Linked DNA regions of Homo sapiens: region 1 is linked to region 2. A link is an interaction called in ENCODE POLR2A ChIA-PET data of the cell type or tissue named here. Cell type or tissue: GM12878. All regions are shown on one strand.

Region 1 (8,000 bases), 260 kb before region 2:
TGGGGGCGGTGTCTGTGGACATTTGGTGATGGGAGGAAGGAAGGGAAGGAAGTGGTCACCTCACCTGGGGGCTATGTCCCTGTCTACCTCACCTGGGGGATTTCTATGCCTGTCCACCTCACTTGGGGGATTTCTACAACTGTCCTCCTCACCTGGGGGATTTCTACACATGTCTGCCTCACCTGTAGGATTTCTACACCTGTCAGCCTCAGCTGGGGGATTTCTACACCTGTCCACCTCAGCTTTGGGCTTTCTACGTCTGTCCATCTTACCTGGGGGATTTCTACATCTGTCCATCTCACCTGGGGGATTTCTACATCTGTCCATCTCACCTGGGGGATTTCTACATCTGTCCATCTCACCTGGGGGATTTCTACACCTGTCTGCCTCACCTGGGGGCTTTCTAGGCCTGCCCACCTCACCTGTGGGCTTTCTACGTCTGTCCACCTCACCTGTGGGCTTTCTACACCTGTCCACCTCACCTGGGAGATTTCCACGCCTGTCCAACTCACCTGGGGGATTTCTACGCCTGTCCGCCTCACCTGGGGGATTTCTACACATGTCCACCTCACCTGGGGGTTTTCTATGCCTGTCCACTTCACTTGGGGGCTATTTATGCCTGTCCCCCTCACCTGGGGGCTGTCTACCACCTATGTCGTCTAGGAGGCCATGCACCTACCCGTCTTATCTGGAGGACCATGCCCCTGTCTACCAGGGGCTGTCTACACCTGTTCACTTCATCTTGGGGGTTGTCTACTTCATTTGGGGGTTACCTATACCTGCCTACCTCACCTCGGCAGGCCATGTACCCACTCAGCTCACCTGGGGGGCCATGTGCCTGCTTGCCTCACTCAGGGGCTGTCTACACCTGGGTTGGACAGGCCATTGGCCGGAGTGGCCGTCTCCAGGCTTAGCTCCAATAGACAGAGGCCTCCTGCGGGGCTGGACGAGGCCACCCCCAGGGAGTTAGAGGGTGGCGAGCCCCCTCCGCAGCCCCTAGCATGTGCTTGGAACTGCTGGCAGCCTGGTGGCTCCTCAGCTTCTGCCCGGTCCAGGTTGTGTCCGGAACATTTCTGGTACTGAGCTGGCGTCTTCTCCAGGACAGATGCTGCTGGCGGAGCCGAGGCGGGCCAGGGTGTTCACTGTGGTGCTTTTATTTCCAGCCTGCTTGCCCAGAAGGCAGAGCTTGCCAGGGTGCCTACTGGGGCTGAATCGTGTCTGGGCCTCAGTTTTGTTTTCTTTTCTTTTCTTTTCTTTTCTTTTCTTTTCTTATTCTTTTCGTTTCTTTTCCTTTCTCTCTCTCTCCCACCCTGCCCCTCCATTCTTTCTTTCTTTCTTTCTTTTTCTTTTTCTTTTTTTTTTTTTTTTGACCGAGTCTCGCTCTGTCGCCCAGGCTGGAGTGCAGTGGCACAGTCTCGGCTCACTGCAACCTCCACCTCTTGGGTTCAAGTGATTCTCATGCCTCAGCCTCCTGAGCAGCTGGGATTACAGGCACCCACAATCACGCCCAGCTAATGTTTGTATTTTTAGTAGAGACAGGGTTTCACCATGTTGGCCAGGCTGGTCTTGAATTCCCGACCTCAAGTGATCCTCCCTCCTCGGCCTCTCAAAGTGCTGGGATTACAGGTGTGAGCCACCGCACCTGGCCAGGGCCTCGGTTTTCTTATTCCAGTGCTGTCCCAGGCCCCATTCCTGCTCTCATGTCACAGGAGCCTCTAAGAAGGAATGGTTGGGCAGAGATGCCACCTAAGAGACAGGAGATGGTGCCGGTCACCAGACCCCGGGCCCTGGGAGTGTCTGATGCAGAGCTGCACTGAGGGCTCAGGTGCAGGTAAAAAGGGCTGCAGGCAGCATCTCCACCCTTCTTCCCGGACAGACGCACACACCCCTGCCCTGCTCCCTGACACTCCTGCCCCACTCCCTGCCCTCCGCCTGTGCTCACCCTGTAGGGACACAGTGAGGTGAGCGAGTGTAGTTAGCTCCCAGGTGAGGTGGGTGGGGACATGGCCCCCAGGTGGGTGTGGGTAAATCCTAGGTGAGGTGGATGGGTGCATAGTCCTCAGGTGGGATGGGGAGGTGTACATAGCCCCCAGGCAACAGGGACTGGTGTAGACAGCCTCCAAATGAGGTGGGTAGAGACATGGCCCTCCAGGTGAGGTGGGTGGGTGCATGGACCTAGGTGAGGTGGGTGGGTGTAGTCCCTAGGTGAGGTGGGTGGGTGTAGACCGTCCCTAGGTGAGGTGGGCGGGTGTAGACAGTCCCTAGGTGAGGTGGGTGGGTACATGGACCCTAGGTGAGGTGGGCGGGTGTGGCCAGCCCCCAGGTAAGATGGGCAGGTAGGGACCCAGTCCCCAGGTGAGATGGGTAAGTGTGGACAGCCGCCAGGTGAGATGGGCAGGTATGAACAGCCCCCAGGTGAGGTGGGCAGGTATGGACACAGCTACCAGGTGAGGTGGGCAGGTATGGACAGCCCCCAGGTGAGATGGACAAGTATGGACAGACCCCAGGTGAGGTGGGCAGGTGTGAACAGCTCCCGCGTGAGGTGGGCAGTTGTGGACAGCCCCCAGATGAGGAGCTCAGGTAGAGACAGCCTCCAGGTAAGGTGGACAGAGACATGGCTCCCCAGGTGATCTGGGCAGGTGCAGACAGACCCCAGGTGAGCTGGGCAGGTGCAGACTTCACAAGCATGCATTTGGAGGCACAGTCACCCAGCTGAAGGAGCACCCCAGAAGGGGCTTCACCATGGTGAAGCTGCCAGAAGGAGCCAGAAAGATGGGAAGAAGCCCTCTTGGTGCAGAGGGCGGATCACTGACTGACCTCCGAGGGCAGCCTTCAGGGGACATCTAGGGCATGCCCCAGGAACAGTGGGGCTGCGGTGGTGCCTCAAGGCTGTCTGGGGCTGGATGATCACAGGGCATTATCTTTGCTCAGACTCAGGGTCCAGGCAGGACAAAGCTACTCAAGATGGTTGAAGCAAAAACTCGGCAAACTCGGATTTTAGGGAAGTGGTTCTGGAGTTATGAGGCTGAAGCTTCCTCCCGGAAGTGACGTCAGAGCTTGGACCAGCTGTGAGTTCATCTTCTCCAAGGAGCTGCACATCCCCAAGGCCACCCTGAGGCTGACCCTAGAGCCTACACACTGGTCCCCACCGGCTGGGGACCAACTGCCCTGTGCTGTCCCCCGATGGCCTGCGTACACTCCCCGCCCTGAGGACACAGTGCAGGATTCACAGGGCAAGAATGGGAACCTGGCTTGATCTCTGGTCCCCACACCCAGAGAGGGCCTGTGGCAGCCCGAGTCTCCTTTGCCTTCCTCCACGCTTGGTGCTACTTGGAGCGGGCACGAGCTCCTTCCTGCCACAGGGCTGTGTGGCACATTGCTTGTGCTCGGAGCGGTTTTTGGGGCAGCTGGCATCTCCAAACCCCAGAGAGGGCTGAGTCCAAGAGGTTAAGCCCAAGGGCACTTCAGGTCGCCTTGTCCCAGACATAGACCTTTCTGAGGCCTCTTCCTCCATGGAAAGTCCCAGGCCTGCATCCTGTTATCCTGCCCCATCCTTTTTTTTTCTTTTTCTGAGACCGAGTTTTGCTCTTGTTGCCCAGGCTGGAGTGCAGTGGCGCGATCTCGGCTCATCGCAACCTCTGCCTCCCAGGTCCAAGCGATTCTCCTGCCTCAGCCTTCCTGAGTAGCTGGGATTATAGGTATGCGCCGCCACCATGCCCGGCTAATTTTGTATTTTCAGTAGAGACGGGGTTTCTCCATGTTGGTCAGGCTGGTCTCGAACTCCCGACCTCAGAAGATCCACCCGCCTCGGCCTCCCAAAGTGCTGGGATTACAGGTGTGAGCCACGGCGCCGGCTTTTTTTTTTTTTTTTTTTTTAAGACAGAGTCTTGCTCTGTCATCCAGGCTGGAGTGTAGTGGTGCAATCATAGCTCACTGCAGCTTCAAATCCTAGGCTCAAGCAATCCTCCTGCCTCAGCCTCTTGAATAGCTGGGACTTGCTGGGGCAGATCCCAGATGTCCCCCTAAAAGCCACCTTTGGAGGCCACTCAGCCACCACACACAGCTAATTTTTCTTTTCTTTTTCTTTTTTTTCGAGATGGAGTCTCTCACCCAGGCTGGAGTGCAGTGGCGCGATCTTGACTCACTGCAACCCCGCCTCCTAGGTTCAAGAGATTCTCCTGCCTCAGCCTCCCAAGTAGCTGGGATTACAGGCTCCTGCCACCAACCCGGGTAATTTTTGTATTTTTGGTAGAGACGGGATTTCGCCAAGTTGGCCAGGCTGATCTCGAACTCCTGACCTCAAGTGATCTGCCTGTCTTGGCCTCCCAAAGTGCTAGGATTGCAAGGGTGAGCCACCGCATCTGGCCAAATTTTTTAATTTTTTGTAGAGATGAAGTCTCACTATAATACCCAGGCTGGTCTTGAACTCCTGACCTCAAGTGATCCTCCCACTTCGACCTCCCAAGGTGCTGAGATTATAGGTGTGAGCCACTGTGCCTGGCCCAATTTTTGTGCTTCAGTGTACATTTTTGTTTTTCTAAACAGATGTATAGTTGGCCCTGAAGAACAATGGGGTTGGGGTGCTGAGCCTCCTGGCAGTTGAAAATCTGTGCATAACTTTTGACTCCCCCAAAACTTAACTATTAATAGCCTACTGTTGACCAGAAGTCAACAGATAACATAAACGATCAATTAACGCATATTTTGTATGTTCTATGTATTATATATCGTATTCTGACAATAAAGCAAGGGGGAGAAAAGAATAATAAACATGTTATTAAGAAAATCATTCCTGCCTCACTCCTGGTAGGTGTCATTGCATATTTTGGCTGGGCGCAGAGGCTCATGCGTGTAATCCCAGCACTTTGGGAGGCTGAGGTGAGTGGATCACCTGAGATCAGGAGTTCAAGACCAGCCTGGGCAACACAGTGAAACCCTCTCTCTACTAAAAATACAAAAAATTAGCTGGACATGGCGGTGTATGCCTGTAGTCCCAGCTACTTGGGAGGCTGAGGCAGAAGAATCGCTTGAACCTGGGAGACGGAGGTTGCAGTGAGCCGAGATTGCGCCACTGCACTCCAACCTGGGCAATGGAGCAAGACTCCATCTTAAAAAAACAAACAAACAAAAAATGATGCTGGGTGAGAGAAGGCAGACACAAAAGCACACATAGTGTATGATTCCATTTATACGAAATGTCCTGGACAGGCATGGCCTGATCTCCCTCTGGCCCTAGGAACCCTGTCAGGGGCACTGTGCTAGAAGACCCAGATCACTGCAGGCCATCAGGCTGTCTGTCTGTCTTCAGTCCTGACATCCAATCTCCTGGGCACCTGGCAGGCACAGGCACATGCTGGCTAAGTGGGAGAAAAACGCCCATTGGGCCAGGCGCAGTGGCTCATGCCTGTAATCCCAGCACTTTGGGAGGCCGAGATGGGCAGATCACTCGAGGTCAGGAGTTCAAGAACAGCCTGGCCAACATGGTGGAACCCCATCTCTACTAAAAAAAAACAAAAAAATTAGCTGGATTAGCTGGGCGTGGTGGCATGTGCCTGTAATCCCAGCTACTCGGGAGGCTGAGGCACGAGAATCACTTGAACCCGGGTGGCAGAGGTTGGCAGTGAGCCGAGATCGCGCCACTGCACTCCAGCTTGGGCAACAGGGTGAGACTCCATCTCAAAAAAAAAAAAAAAAAGAAAAGAAAAAAAAAGAAAAACGCCCATTGACAACAGGACAGTCTTTGCGGTCTTCCTCGTCCCCCATCCAAACTGCAAAGCTGCTCATCCTAGGCATGTTTGGAGATGTTTGACAACCACTTACCATGGGGCTAATGCAGCCAGTTCCGCCCTCACACAACAGGGCCATTCCTAAAAATGACCTCACGCTGCAAATTCACACAATCAAACCACAGGGCTCATGGGAAAACGGGTCAGGGCACAACCATCCAAATGTCACCAATGACACCTAAAAAAAAAATAGGCACCTACTAAAAATGGTAGTGACATTGTACAAATGTCAAATGGTTAAGAATTTCAAGAATATGGCCGGGCGCGATGCCTCACGCCTGTATAATCCCAGCACTTTGGGAGGCCAAGGCGGGTGGGTCGCTTGAGTCCAGAAGTTGGAGACTAGCCTGAGTGAGATGGCAAAACCCTGTCTCTACTAAAAATACAAAAAAATTAGCCAGGCATGGTGGTACATGCCTGTGGTCTCAGCTACTCGGGAGGCTGAGGCGGGAGGATCACTTGAGCCCAGGAGGTTGAAGCAGCAGTGAGCCCTGATTGTGCCGTTACACTCCAGCTTGGACAAGAGAGTGAGAACCCATCTCAAAAAAAAAAAAAAAAAAGAAAAGAAAAGAAAAGAAAAAAAATACACAAATACAGTATCAGCCTTGGAAAGACTGAAGGCTCATTTGTGGACCTGGGCATGGGGAGGTGGCAGCCTGTGAGTTACTGTGAAGGTCTGGGAGGAGATCATCTGAAATCAGGCGGGATATTGTAACCTCAGACAGGGACAGATGTGGCTCCTGGCACACAGCAAGGCACTGAGGGAGCACAGAGATGCTGGAGAGGGTGCAGGTGTGGTTTTTGTGTATTCCTACGTGGCTGGGGTCAGCCAGGTGCAGTTTTCTGCATTCATACCCAATGTTTCTTGCAGACAAAAATCTTACATAAGTGAACACAATATTTGATTTTATGCTCAAATCATTCCTAATGCATCCATCATGTCGGAACACATTTGTGCTTTCAAAACAAGTGATAAAGTGGAAGTGACTGTACTCCGCCCATGGGTAATTTCAACCTACTGGCGTGAAGTGACTAAACATAGAGTTAGGAAGAGATCTGTGTTATTATGGAGTATTTTCACCATGCATAACCTCAAGAGTACAGAGAATTGTAAAATGTAGTAAAATGAAGACGAAGTGATGAGTTTTGAGTACTTTCAGCGCCTTTGCTATTTATTTATTTATTTATTTTATTTGAGACAGTCTCACTCTGTCGTTCGGACTGGAGTGCAGTGGCATGATCTCAGTTCACTGCAACTTCTGCCTCCTGGGTTCAAGTGATTCCCTTGCCTCAACTTCCCAAGTAGTTGAGATTACAGGCATGCACCACCACCCCTGGCTAATTTCTTGTATTTTTAGGAGAGATGGGGTTTCACTATCTTGGTCAGACTGGTCTCGAACTCCTGGTCTCAAGTGATCTGCCCTCTTTGGCCTCCCCAAGTGCTGGGATTACAGGCTTGAGCCACCTCGCCCAGCCATATTTTTAATACACGTTGAGCATCTCTAATCTGAAAATCCAAATTCCACAAATGCTCCAAAATTTAAAAATTTTCAGCGCCAACATGACGCTCAAAGGAAACACTCACCAAAACATTTCAGATTTCAGATTTTCAGATTAAAGATACTCTGGGCATGATGGCTCATGCCTGTAATCCCAGCACTTTGAGAGGCTGAGGCAGGTGGATCACTTCAGCTCAGAAGTTTGACACCAGCTGGGCAACACGGTGAAACCCTGTCTCTATAAAAATACAAAAATTAGCTTGATGTGGTGGCATGTGCCTGTAGTCCCAGCTACTTGGGAGGCTGAGGTGGGAGGATTGCTTGAACCCAGGAGGTGAAGGTTGCAGTGAGTCAAGATCGCACCATTGCACTCCAGCCCAGGCAACAGAGCCAGACTACACACACACACACACACACACACACACACACACACACACACACACACACGATACTCTACCAGTAAGTATAATGCAAATATCCCCAAATCTGAAAAATTAAAAATCTGGAACATTTCTTGCACTGACCGTTTTGGAAAGTGCATTTTAGATTAGGCATTTTTTTCTTTTTGAGACAGGGTCTGGCTCTGTTGCCCAAGCTGGAGTGCAGTGGCCCATTCTTGGCTCACTGCAACCTTCACCTTCCGGGTTCAAGTGATTCTCATGCCTCAGCCTCCCAAGCAGCTGGGATTACAGGTGCCTGCCATGACACCCAGCTA
Region 2 (8,000 bases):
AGATATGGAGGGCCAATTAAACTTTTGATTTTTCAAAAGATTGTGTCATAATATTATGTATCTTGTCAATTGAGCCTTTTAGGGCACCCCTTTAAATTTTTTAAAAATTTGAATATGTCATCTCTAATAGAAATTTGATTCAGCTCTTTAGACCTTCTCCACCCCCACCCATTTTTCTGTTTGTTTGGTTTTTTGGAAACAAGGTCTCACTCTGTCGCCCAGGATGGAATACAGTGGTGCAAACATGGCTCACTGCAGCCTCCAACTCCTGGACTCAAGCAATCCTCTTGGCTCAGCCTCTCACGTAGCTGGGACTTCAGGTGCACACCACCATGCCTGGCTAATTTAAAACACTTTTTTTTTTTTTTTTTTTTTTAGAGGTGACGTCTTGCTATGTTGCACAGGCTGGTCTTGAATTCTGGGCCTCAAGTGATCCTCCCATCTTCAAAGTGCTGGGATTACAGGTGTGAGTCCTGTTTTATTAATTAAATAAAATGCCCAACCTGTTTTCTTAATTACATAAAAGGGTTAGATTAGATTCTTTTTTTTTTTCTTTTTTTTTTTTTTGAGACAGAGTCTCACTCTGTCGCCCAGGCTGGAGTGCAGTGGTGCAATCTCGGCTCACTGCAAGCACCACCTCCTGGGTTGATGCCATTCTCCTGCCTCAGCCTCCCGAGTAGCTGGGACTACAGGCACCCACCATCACGCCCAGCTAATTTTTTTTGTATTTTTAGTAGAGACAGGGTTTCACCGTGTTAGCCAGGATGGTCTCGATCTCCTGACCTTGTGATCCACCCGCCTAGGCCTCCCAAAGTGCTGAGATTACAAGCGTGAGCCACTGCACCTGGCCTAGATTAGATTCTTTCTAAAGCTAATTTTCGATGACTTGATTCTGTTAAATGTATTTTTTAAACACATGGGATATTTTAACTTATTTATTCAACAAATAAGCATGGAGTATGTTGAATAAAACATAACCCTTGCCCTCAAACAATAGTAATAAGATCTCAGGTCAACAAATAAATGTAGTCTTGCTTTTTTTTTTGAGATAGGGTCTCGCTGTGTTGCACAGGCTAGAGTACAGTGGTGTAATCACAGCTCACTGTAGCCCCAATCTCCTGAGCTCAAGCGATTCTCATGCCCCAGCCTCCCAAGTAGCTGGGACTAAAGGTGTGCACCACCATGCCTGGCTAATTTTTGCATTTTTTGTAGAGATGTGGGTTCACCATGTTGCCCAAGCTGGTCTCAAAATCCTGAGCTTAAATGATCTGCCTGCCTCAGCCTCCTAAAGTGCTGGGATAAGCCACCACGCCCAGCCAACTGTAGTCTTAGCCAATGTGGTCCTATGTATATCAAGCTGCAGGAGAGCACAAGGTAGCTAGTTATGAACTCTACTGTGGGAATCATCTCTCCCAAAGGGAGGACCCTTGAGATTAGTCTTCAAGAATGAATAGTTTTCCATCCTAGTCCCGACCCTCGTCTATCTCTCTTCAGCATCTAGAACAGGACCTGGTACTCAGCAGGCACTCAACAATTGATTACAGAAATAAGCCATATCTGTTAAGGGACTATGTAGAAATAAACAACCTTACTTAGGATCTGAGGTCGACAAATGCAAAAAGGACCACAATTCTTTACCCTTACTGATCCACATCCTTGGCAATGTGACTTTGCAGCTCCTCCCATCAAAAAATGAAGCCTAGGCTGGGTGTAGTGGCTCACACCTGTAATCTCAGCACTTTGGAAGGACAAGGCGAGAGGATTGCTTGAGCTCAGGAGCTTGAGACCAGCCTCAGCAACATAGTGAGACCCTGTCTCTACCAAAAAATACAAAAATCAGCCAGGTGTGGTGGTGTGTGCCTGCAGTCCCAGCTACTCAAGAGGCTGAGATGGGAGGATTGCTTGAGCCCAGGAGGCTGAGAGTGCAGTGAGCTGAGATTGTGCCACTGCACTCCAGCTTGGGCAACAGAGCAACACCCTGTCAGAAAAAAAGAATGAGAAAAAGAAAAGGAAAGAGAAGAGAAAGGAAAGGAAAGGAAAGAGAAAAGAAAAGAAGGCAGAAAGCCTATTTAGCCTATTTCCCTACTGGACTGCTCTTGTGAATTCCTTTGGTCAAGAGAATGTGAATGTGACCAGGTGCCAACTCCAAGTCCAGGCTTAAGAGATTCTGTGAGTGCCTACTTGTTTTCTTGAAACCCTGCCTTTGGCTGGGCACGGTGGCTCACGCCTGTAATCCCAGCACTTTGGGAGGACGAGGTGGGTGGATCACAAGGTCAGGAGATTGAGACCATCCTGGCTAACACGGTGAAACCCCGTCTCTACTAAAAAATATAAAAAATTAGCCAGGCATGGTGGCGGGCGCCTGTAGTCCCAGCTACTCGGGAGGCTGAGGCAGGAGAATGGCGTGAACCTGGGAGGCAGAGCTTACAGTGAGCCGAGATTGCACCACTGCACTCTAGCTTGGGCGACAGAGCAAGACTCCGTCTCAAAAAAAAAAAAAAAGAAACCTTGCCTTTGCTGGGGATGAGAGACCTGAAGGACGCTGAATGATGACAGACCACGTGGAGCAAAGTTGAGTTGCCTCATTTGAAAATATTCAGATTCAGCCAGCTCCTAGATAATCCACTGACTGACTGCAGATACATGAGCAAGCCCAGCTGAGAGCAGAAAACTGCCCAGCTGCGTCCAGCCTGCATTGCCAATGCACAGGAAGTGAGCTAAAGAAATAGCTTGTTTGTGGCTCAAATTTGTAATCCCAGCTACTTGGTAGGCTAAGGAGGGAGGATCACTTGAGCCCAAGAGTTTCAGACCAGCCTGGGCAACATAGCAAGACCCCATTTCTAAAAACATTAAAAAATTAGCTGGGTATAGTGGTATGTGCTTGTAGTCCCAGCTACTCAGGAGGCTGAGGCAGGAGGATCACTTGGCCCAGGAGTTTGAGGCTGCAGTGAGTTATAAACACACCACTGCACTCCAGCCTGGGCAATACAGTGAGATCCCATATTTAAAAAGAAAAAGAAATGGCTTGTTTGAAACTACTGTGTTTGGGGATGGTTCATTATGCAACTATAGCTAAGTGATGCAGGAACAAAGGCCAGGGTTTCAATACAGAGAAGTGAATCTGTGGGGAAGGGGCTCTGAGAACCAACTTTTCACTATGGAAGCTGACCACAAAGCCCACTTCCCAAGTCTCACCTGTGTGTCCAGTTAGCATGTGGATCACATGCTGCTCTTCCATGTCCCACACAGCCATGATGCCATCCTGGGTGCCAATCACCAGCAGCTTCTCCTCCACACCCCATGCCATGGCGGTGATGCCTGCAGCCACACAGAGGCAACAGCAATGATCTCAGTTCCTGTGTCCAAGTATTCAGCTATGGGGTCCTCTAATGAGCCCCCCACTTCACAGATAAGACAACTGAGGCACAGAGAGATTTGGTCCCTTGCCCAAAGCTGCACAGCAAGGATTAGATTCGCAGACTCAGATGCACAGATTCACACTCTGGCCTGTGACATTCACTTCGCTCTTAGGTAGGGAAGGGGACTGCATCACAGTGTGGTCATAAGTGTCTGTCTAGTCTAGCAGTGCTCACCCAGCGGACACATATCGGTTTCTGGAGACATCTTGAGGTGCCACAATGGGGACAAGGATGCTCAAGGACAGTACTGCCATCTGGTGGGTGCAGGCCAGGGATGCTGTTCAACACCCAGCAACGCATGACAACCCCATCCCAGAGAAAGATTCAGCCCCAGAAGTCAGCAATGCCATGGCTGAGAAACCCTGCCTTAGTTGAAGAAAACTCAGAAACAAAATCACATTGGCCATGGCCGGGCACGGTGGCTCATGCCACCCAGCACTGTGGGAGGCCAATACTTTGGGAGGCCAAACTTTGGGAGGCCGAGGTGGGCGGATCACTTGAGGTCAGGAGTTCAAGACCAGCCTGTCCAACATGGAGAAACCCAGTCTCTACTAAAAATATAAAAATTAGCCAGGCATAGTGAAGCACACCTGTAATCCCAGCTACTCGGGAGGCTGAGGCCAGAGAATGACTTGAGCCCAGGAGGTGGAGGTTGCAGTGAGCTGAGATCACACCACTGCACTCCAACCTGGGTGAGAGAGGGAGACTCTGTCTCAACAACAACAACAACAACAAAAAAAAAAAAAAGAAGAAGAAGAAGAAGAAAGAAAAGAAAAGAAAGAAAGAAATTATATTGGCTGAGAATGAGGATTATGTTTTTGACATCTCTGAGTTCAACTGGTGTAGAAAAACAAGGGCTGATGTCCTAAAGAAAAAAAATATATATTTGCCAATGAATTGGGCAAACACACCCCAAGGATCTCTGCCTGGTGGAGTTTGATTAAAATATCACTGCAGAGAGAGAAGGGCCAAGATATATTGGAGAAAACGTGGGCCTAGACACTAAGAAACTGAACTTTCTGAATGTCCTGGAGTAAAGAAAGGAAGTCCTTTTCCTTCTGTGTGCCTCTTCCACATGTGTAAAATGGGTGGTGCTGAATCAGAGCCCGTCAAGCTCTGAGAATACAGAATTTTGTTTCCACCTCATCGGGACAGAGAGTGAGGAGATGGGATTTGTTTTCTTTTCCTTTCTTCTCCTCCCCTTCCCTCCCTTTCCCTTCCCTCCCCTTCCTTCCCTTTCCCTTCCCTCCCCCTTCCTCCATTTCCTTCCCTTTCCCTTCCCTCCCTTTCCTTTCCTTCCCTTTCCCTTCCCTCCCTTTCCTTTCCTTCCCCTCCCCTTTCTCTTTCCTTCCCCTTTCCTCTCCCCTCCCCTTCCCCCCTCTTCCCTTCCCTTTCCCCTCCCCTTCTCTCCCTCTTCCCTTCCCTCCCCTTCCCTTCCCTTCCCTCCCCTTTCCCTTCCCCTTCCCTCCTCTTCCCTACCCTCTCATTCCCTCCCCTCTCCTTCCTTTCCCTCCCATCCCCTTCCCTCCCCTTCCCTTCCCTTCCCTCCCCTTTCTCCTTCCCTCCTTTTTCCCCTGCTCTCCCCTTTCCCTTCCCCTTCCCTCCCCCTTCCCCTCCACTTCCCTCCCCTTTCCCCTCCCCTCCACTTTCCCCTCCCCTCCCCTATCCCCTCCTCTCCTTCCCCTCCCCTTCTCTCCCTCTTCACTCCCATCCCTTTCTCACCTCTCCCCTCCCCTTCCCTTTCCTCCCCTTTCCCTTCCCCTTCCCTCCTCTTCCCTCCCCTCCCATTCCCTCCCCTTTCCTTCCCTTCCTTCCCCTTTCCCTTCCCCTTCCCTCCCTTTCCCTCTCCTTCCCTCCCCTCCCTTCCCCTCCCCTCCCCTTCTCTCCTCTTTCCCCTCCCCTTCCCTTCCCTCCTCTTTCCCCTCCCCTTTCCTCCTCTTCTCTTCCCTCCCTTTCCCTCCCCTCCCCTTCCCTCCCCTTTCCCTTCCCCTTCCCTCCCCTTCCCTCCCCTCCCCTTCCCTTTCCCCTCCCCTTCCCTTCCCTCCCCTTTCCCCTCCCCTTCCCTTCCCTCCCCTTTCCCTTCCCCTTCCCTTCCCTCCCCTTTCCCCTCCCCTTCCCTCCCCTTCCCTTTCTTCCCCTTTCCCCTTCCCTCCCCTTCCCTTTCTTCCCCTTTCCCCTTCCCTTCCCTCTTCCCTCCAGTTCCCTTTCCCTTCCCTCCAGTTCCTTCCCTCTTCCCTCTCCTTTCCCTCCCTTCCCCTCCCCACTCTCCTTCCCTTCCTTTTCTTCTTCTTTTTTTTTTTCAGATAGGGTCTCACTCTATCACCCAGGCTGGAGTGCAGTGCCACAATCACAGCTCACTGCAGCCTCGAACTCTTGGGCTCAAGCCATTCTCCCATCTTAGCCTCCTGAGTAGCTGAGACTATAGGCACATACCACCATGACCAGCTTTTTTTTTTTTTTTTTTTTTTAACTTTTTGTAGAGGCAAGGTCTCCTTATGTTGCCCAGGCTGGTCTTGAACATCTCGGCCCAAGAGATCTTCTTGCCTTGGCCTCCCAAAGAGCTGGGATTATAGGCATAAATCACTGTGCTCAGCCCCTTTTACTTTTTTTCTTATGCACTCATTGTGTGACCTTGGAAATATTAACTCATACTTTTCATTTTTTTTTTTTTTGTGAGACGGAGTTTTACTCTTTCGCCCAGGCTGGAGTGCAGTGGAACGATCTCCGCTCACTGCAACCTCCGCCTTCCAGTTTCAAGCAATTCTCCTGCCTCAGCCTCCAGAGTAGCTGGGATTACAGGTGTCCGCTACAACGCCCGGCTAATTTTTGTATTTTTAGTAGAGACAGGGTTTCACCATGTAGGCCAGGCTGGTCTTGAACTCCTGATCTCATGATCCACCTGCCTCAACCTCCCAAAGCGCTGGGATTACAGGCGTGAGCCACCATGCCTGGCCATACTTTTCATATTAAAAATGAACAAACTGAAGTCCACACAGGTAAGAACTTTCTCAACTTTAACAGAACTAGAGGATGTACAGCGGGGCACAGTGGATCTGAAACACAGAACATTTCCCTGCCCCAGAGATGAGAAAAATGTCACGCTAAGCTGTAACTTCCTATGCCTGTGCCATGACAGACATCATTAATCAATCACAGCACTATGTGCGATTTGTGCCCCCATAGTCATTCTATCATCTCACCTTTAGTAATAAAACCCAAAAGCCTACAGGTTTTAGCTGAGTACATAGTTATCCGCACAAAGACCACATTTCCCTGGCTGAGCACAGTGGCTCAACCCTGTAATCCCAGCACTTTGGGAGGCCAAGGTAGGCGATCACCTGAGGTCAGGAGTTTGAGACCAGCCTGGCCAACATGGTGAAACCCTGTCTCTACCAAGAATACAAAAATTAGCCAGGCATGGTGGCATGTGCCTGTAATCCCAGCTACTTGGGAGGCTGAGGCAGGAAAATGGCTTGAATCTGGGAAGCAGAGGTGCAGTGAGCCGAGATTGCGCCACTGCACTCCAGCCTGGGCGACAAGAACAAAACTCCATATAAAAAGTAAAAATAAAAATAAAAATATAAAAACATATTTCCCAGGCTTCCTTACAGTTGGAGATATCCAAGTTCTTGCCAATGAGACAGGAGTGGAAATATTTAGTTCTGCTTCCAGGTCGTGCCCTTAAAATGAAGAGGCCTGCCATCTGCTTCTCCTATTCCCCACTGGCTGGAATGCCATCTTGATGGTAGGAGTTGGAGCAGCTATATTGGGCCAACGAGGACAGCCCTACACTGAAAATGGCAGAGCGCCAGACTGAAAGAGTATGGGTCCCAGACACCCTAAAGACTCCCTCTTGCCTCTGCTTTTGCTTGAACTATTTCAAAAGAGAGAATTAAACTCCTATCTTATTTAAGCCACTGATATTTTGGCCATTTTTTTTTACAACATCTGAGCCTATATTCTAACAAATACACACTCTTTCCCACTAAGCTAGCTTCAGTCTTAGAATCCTCAACACAGCATTCTAGTGGCTGCCCCTAAATCAACTCCTCCATGCATTGTACTTAGTGTCTCTTAGCATTTCTATTTTGAAAATAATGTGCCTGGGGAGTGCAGCTCTCACTGCCAGGTCATGTGGCACAGTAAGGAGCTCTGACATTTGAACCACAAGTGAACTCAGTGGTCTCACAATCAGTGTGAGAGATTGTGGGTGGGCAGATAAATAGATGGGTGAATGGAGGTAAATGAGTGGGTAGACAGGTGGCTAGTTGGATGAGTGAGTGGGTGAATGGATGGGCAGGTAGATGGGTAGATGGAGGAATCAGTTTCTCGATGAAATTGAAGTGAGAAAGTTGATGAATGGCTAAGTGTGTGGATGGGTGGAGGCGTAAGTGAATGAATGGAAGATGATCAGATGAAGAAAATGGAAGGATAAGTGGGTAGAGGGGTGGATGACTGATGGGTGGATAGAAGAGAGGAAGGAAGGAAGAAAGAAAGGGTTGAAGGATGAATGAATGGATGAATGGATGGGTGAGTGGATGGATGGAAGGAAAGGTGTGTAGGTGGGTGAGTGGATGGAAG

What was found. ChIA-PET counts read pairs that join two places held together with the same protein. Peaks named below come from ENCODE experiments on the same cell type or tissue, not always from the same donor. Only the 100,000 strongest peaks of a DNase experiment are listed, where the experiment ranks them.
Region 1: POLR2A ChIA-PET joins it to region 2 with 11 read pairs; 3 of 35 experiments call an interaction of 5 or more read pairs at or near these places.

Annotation. Positions count from the first base shown.
Region 1 is chr19:17,031,286-17,039,285 of GRCh38, reverse strand. No RefSeq gene overlaps it. Among named protein-coding and RNA genes, the nearest start is that of CPAMD8, 8.5 kb to the right of the region's middle. In GM12878, no CTCF peak of the experiment used is centred here; no DNase peak of the experiment used is centred here.
Region 2 is chr19:16,774,661-16,782,660 of GRCh38, reverse strand. It overlaps NWD1 (NACHT and WD repeat domain containing 1), which reads right to left. Exons shown (of 19, transcript NM_001007525.5): 12 at 3,196-3,318. Among named protein-coding and RNA genes, the nearest start is that of SIN3B, 51 kb to the left of the region's middle. In GM12878, a CTCF peak has its summit at 3,672 (motif pointing left); a DNase peak (open chromatin) is centred at 3,640.